2 separate regions of the Homo sapiens genome follow, and region 1 is linked to region 2. A link is a loop called in an ENCODE intact Hi-C map of the cell type or tissue named here. Cell type or tissue: heart right ventricle. All regions are shown on one strand.

Region 1 (2,500 bases), 140 kb after region 2:
GATGAAATGCAGGAGTCAGTTCCGGGACCCGGCTCAGGGCAGCCCTGGCTCCCCAGGAAGAAAGCCCGTTTCACACTAACATGTACAGAATCCAACCGAGGGCTTTACAAAACAAAACCAAAAAGATAGGAAGCAGCCGGGTGCACAGACGCTTAGCCACGCAGCTTTGTACTTTGCGTCTCAGAATCGGGGGAGCAGCCCCTTGGGTTGGCCACACTGGTATCTGTTTCTCAGTCTTTCGTTCTTCGTGAAAACAGCAGTGTGGGATGCGGTCAGTCTCAAGTCAGAAAAACACAGCAGGTGTCACAGAGAAACACCGTGACAGGCAGAAGGGGCATCACCCACTGCAGGGCGGGTCTGAGTGGCTTCGGCCTTTGCAGTTTTTTCTTGAATGGAACAGCCTGGGGTCTGGATGCCAGCTGGGCGCTTTCTGACCATCCGCTCCCCACCAGGCTGGCTTCCTGTCAGGCGAGCTGGCCCTCAACAGCCCCGGGCCCCTGTCCCCTTCGGGCATGAAGGGGACCTCCCAGTACTACCCCTCCTACTCCGGCAGCTCCCGGCGGAGAGCGGCAGACGGCAGCCTAGGTGAGCGGGGTCTGGCCGGGGCATCGGGGGCTTCTGGGAGGGAGCCTGCAAAGGGAGGTAGGAGGCTTCCCGTTAGCTGAGGGCACCAGAGGGAGCAGACCCCGCACCTTCCAGGTCCTGGCTGGACGTCGGGCGCTCGGGCCGTGGGAGGGATGGACGGTGACGGGGGGTCGAGGCAGGGGCCGGCGGGCGTGGCACGTCCAGGGAGAGGTTCCTACGAGCCTCTGGTCCCGAGGTTCCTGCAGCTGACGGGCACGGGCTCTGCCATGTGCTTTCTGTGTCAGATGCCTCATGGGGCTGCATCGTGGCTCCTCTGCACTGAGCCCTGCTGCACACGCGGGCATCCCCCGCGAGGCACGTCACAGCCTCGGGCTCAGGAGCACTGGACGGCGCCTTGAACTACCCGGGGCCCATTCCAGGCAGCACAGTCGCCAGGCATGGCGGCACTCACCTGGGGTCCCAGCTTCTCTGGAGGCCGAGACAGGAGGATCACTTGAGGCCAAAAGTTGCAAACCATTCTGGGCAACATAGGGAGATCCCATCTTTGCGAAAAATTTTAAAAATTAGCTAAGTATGGTGGCACACACCTGTGGTCCCAGCTACTCAGGAGGCTGAGGCAGGAGGATGGTTTGACCCTGGGAGTTCGAGGCTGCAATGAGCTGCGATCGCACCATTGTACTCCAGCCTGAGCAACAGCGCAAGACCCTGCCTGAAAAAAATAAGCGTGAAATCACCCACAAAAAGCACAAAAACGTAAAAGATCGTGGCTCTGAATAGACCAAGGACAGGAGCCCCATGATGCGGGAGGAGGCCTCTGTTCCGCCTTGGCTGGGCACATGCGCCTGGGCCACTCGAACTTTTCCCACTGTGCGCACGTCCGTGAGTGATCAGGAAGGCGCCTGAGTGCTGGTTTCCGGGTTACGGATTTTATCCTGTAGGCGAGTTTGCAAACAGCAGCCCCTAGTGGTGAAGCCTGACTGCGTGGGATAGTCGGGGCCATCTTGGAAGGAGGGTGGGGCCAAGGGGCTTCTCAGCAGAGCCTTGGCTTAGAATCCACCAACTCCTCGTTTTCCAAACTGCGCGTCGCGGGAGAAAACCATCGTGGTTCTTCGACATCTTTGGAGCCGTATAAATAGACCCGGGGCTTTTTGTTGTTGTTGCTGCTGCTGCTGTTGTGTTTTGAGACGGAGTCTTTCTCTGTCCCCAGGCTGGAGTGCAGTGACACGATCTCGGCTCACTGCAGCCTCTGCCTCCCGGGTTCAAGTGATTCTCCTGCCTCGGCCTCCCGAGTAGCTGGAATTATAGGCACCCGCCACCACGCCCGGCTACTTTTTGTATTTTCAGTAGAGACGGGGTTTCACTGTGTTGGCCAGGATGGTCTTGATCTCTTGACCTCGTGATCTGCCTGCCTTGGCCTCCCAAAGTCCTGGTATTACAGGCATGAGGCACCGCACCCAGCCGACCCGAGGTTTTTAATATATGAAACGGGAATTGTGAGGGTCTCTCCTCCAGGGTGTAGGGCAGGGGTTGTTCTCATGGCCGGTGGCCGGTTCTCACCCCTTTTGCTTCTAACAGACACGCAGCCCAAGAAGGTCCGGAAGGTCCCGCCGGGTCTTCCATCCTCGGTGAGTCGCACGAGGGAGAAGGGACCCCACAGCTCGTCAGTGGCAGTGCCAGGCCCTGTGTCCTGGCGAAGCTTGGGAACACACATGGCGGGGTGGGCCCTGAGTGGACAGGCCCCCTGTGATTTCTGAGCCAAGATCTGAGCTCTGACCCGAGGCCGCCTCCAAGGGAAGGCGGGGAAGTCCTTCCCTAGGTCCAGCCTCTGTCTGTCTTGTTTTGAGAGAAAGGCAGTCCTGGTGGCTGAGGCCCCTTTAGAAAGGGCACAATTGTGCTGGGTGTGGTGGCTCATGCC
Region 2 (2,500 bases):
GCTGAACCCCATCCTGGGATTCTCCTAGTATGTGGCCAGCACTGCATACTCAGCCCCTGGTTCCATCACCAGCAGCTCCCGACCTGTAGTCGGGGGGATAGAGAGTGGCCCCCAACACAGACCTTGGCCACCAAGCTGGCGGAGGAGTGGGGCGGGGCCAGGCTGTCAAGCTTGCTCTGGGACCCCAGGCGAGTCCCATTCCCTTGGAGGCCTCAGTCCCTTCCTTTGTAAAGACAGTGCGCCCCCTTCAGGCATGTCCCGGTGCAGGCCAGTCCTTCCTGGGCTCCTGAGCTCTTCCAGCCGCTTCCCTCTCCCCATCCACCACCAGCCGCCTCTCTGTCTGGCCTCCCCCGCTGGCCTCACTCACTCAGCTCCTTTGCACGACGGTTCTCTCTGCCTGGTTGCTCTTCCCCAAGTCCCCTCCCGCCCCCCTCAGCTCCTTCTAGTCTCTGCTCAGGTATCTCCTTCCCTGCGAGGCTACCCCAACACCCCTTGTCTAATCCCACAACTCTCCCTGTCACCCCTGCCACACCCCTTCTTTTTACAACAATTCACCTGCTCTGTCCAGGGGCCCCATTGAGTGAGGGTTTGGGTCCTGACAGGATGCCCACTCCATGCAGCCAGCCCTGCACCTCCTCCAGGACCCTGGGGACTGAGGCCCTGATTCCAGGAGCAATCACCCCCGAGAGGCTCTGATCTGAGGACTCCAGGTACACCACCCATCCCATCTCCCCAACGGTTATCAGTCTTTTTGGAATCTAAGGATGAGGAGGATCTGGGGCTGGTTCCTGGGGGTCCCCGGGGCCCTGGGAGGAGATCAGAGATCAACTAGAAGAGACGGAGACCCCATGCCCACATCTGAGCCCATGCACAGGGAGCCCGGCAAACGCAGTCATGGTGGCTTTACTGTAGCATCCAGCCTCCCGCCCCAGGGCACCGTCCTGGGCCTGCGCCGCCGCCCCCAGCATCAACAAGGGTCGTTTTCTTTTCTGGGCAGGTGGGATCAGGAAATCTCTGGGCGGGGAGGTCCCGGGGATGTGGCCGCCCCTTCGCTCAGTTATCCCTGCTGTTCCCGCTGTGTCCAGCAGAGGGCAGCCGTCCCCGCCCCAACCCAGGAAAGGGCGGGGGCTGTAGGCTGTGTCTCATGCGGGGGAAAGGGGGCTGGACTGGGGGGAGACCCTCAAGTTCCGGATGAAGGCGTTTCCTGCAGACCCCTTGGGATTTGGCCCACACACACCAGCTCTATCCCACTTCCTGCCTTTCTAAAAGTTGCTGGGGACAGCCAACCACCCCGGGGCCCAAGAGGGTGGTCTGACCTGCTGCCCTCTTGGGCCCTGCCTGGTGTTGGACCATCTTAGCCTCAGTTTCCCCAACTGTAAGATGGTCTTGATCATGGTTGGGCTGTGGGGAAGGGTCTAGCCAGAAAAGTCCTGAATGAATACGGCAGGGCTAACAAGAGGCTCCCAGCTCCCATCTGGGGGTCCCTGAGAGGAGCTGGGCTCTGGGCGACACTTGCCTTCCAACCACGAAGTTTCCCCCTCCCTCAAGGAAGGCCTTGAGCCTCAGGTTTTCTCTCAGGATCTTCCTGGAGAGGGGAGAAATGGAGAAACTGGGGCCAAGAGTAGAAAGTTGGGTCACTCCAGCCAGAGAACTCCTACACATTCCTCAACGCCCAGGAGCAATGGCCTCTCCCCAGGAAGTCCCTCCCTCCCCCCGCAGCGGAGCCCGGGGCCCCTCCTCTGGGACTCCCAGGGGCCACTGTTCCTCCTTTTAGCCTCGTGGGGCCTGAGATCTTTCTGTGGCCCAGCACAGAGCGGAGGTATAGCAGTGGCTGAGTGAGTGTGCAGTGACTAACATGTTCCTGGGTTGTCCTACACGAGGGTGGTGGAGCATGGGGGGGGGGTCTCAGCCCAGCCTGCAAGACCCTGCTGCGGAAGACCAGTAGCCACTGCCCTGGAGCGCCGGGTGGGACAGTGGGGCTCCCCGAGTGCCCTCAGCAGGAAGCCAGTAGCTGAGTAGGGGCCCTGAATTCAGTCATTGCTGCAACCCAAGCTGGGGCCCACCTGTCAACCCCCATCACCCTCCAAGAGGGGACCATCCCCTCTCCTCCTCCTCACCCCTCCTTTTCCACTCACCCTCCCTCCCTCTCCCCTCTCTGCTCTTTTCTTTTCCTCCCTTTCCTTCCCTCCCTCTCTTTACCTCCCTCCCCTCTTCCCCTTCCTTCCCTCACTTCCCTTCCTTCCCTCTCCCCCTCCTCCTCCTTCTCTCCCCCTTCATCCTCCCCTTCATCCAGAGGCCTTTGGAGGGGCTGGGCTTGTAACAGGGAGGGCTTCAGGATGCAGCATCCGCCTCGCCCCTGAAGGCGGGCCCGTGGGTGCCTCTGCGCGCGCCTGACGTTGGCCGCGTGCGGGCTGAGGGTGCCAGCCTCCGTCCACCATCGGGTGTGCCCGCGTGGGGCTGCCTGAGGCTTCCCAAATGTCCCGGCGGGGTGGAGGGCGAA

The links. Peaks named below come from ENCODE experiments on the same cell type or tissue, not always from the same donor. Only the 100,000 strongest peaks of a DNase experiment are listed, where the experiment ranks them.
Region 1: a loop joins it to region 2, with 3.0 times the contacts of the local background. A loop is called at or near these places in 7 of 110 quality-filtered maps.

The regions. Positions count from the first base shown.
Region 1 is chr19:1,623,661-1,626,160 of GRCh38, reverse strand. It overlaps TCF3 (transcription factor 3), which reads left to right. Exons shown (of 19, transcript NM_003200.5): 7 at 453-585; 8 at 2,161-2,210. Among named protein-coding and RNA genes, the nearest start is that of UQCR11, 19 kb to the right of the region's middle. In heart right ventricle, a CTCF peak has its summit at 1,560 (motif pointing left); a DNase peak (open chromatin) is centred at 1,524.
Region 2 is chr19:1,766,212-1,768,711 of GRCh38, reverse strand. The region is part of intron 1 of ONECUT3 (one cut homeobox 3); the gene reads right to left. Among named protein-coding and RNA genes, the nearest start is that of ONECUT3, 14 kb to the right of the region's middle. RefSeq lists enhancers at 400-1,094, 2,389-2,500. In heart right ventricle, CTCF peaks have their summits at 865 and 1,086 (motif pointing right); a DNase peak (open chromatin) is centred at 1,081; H3K27me3 peaks cover 2,500 bases.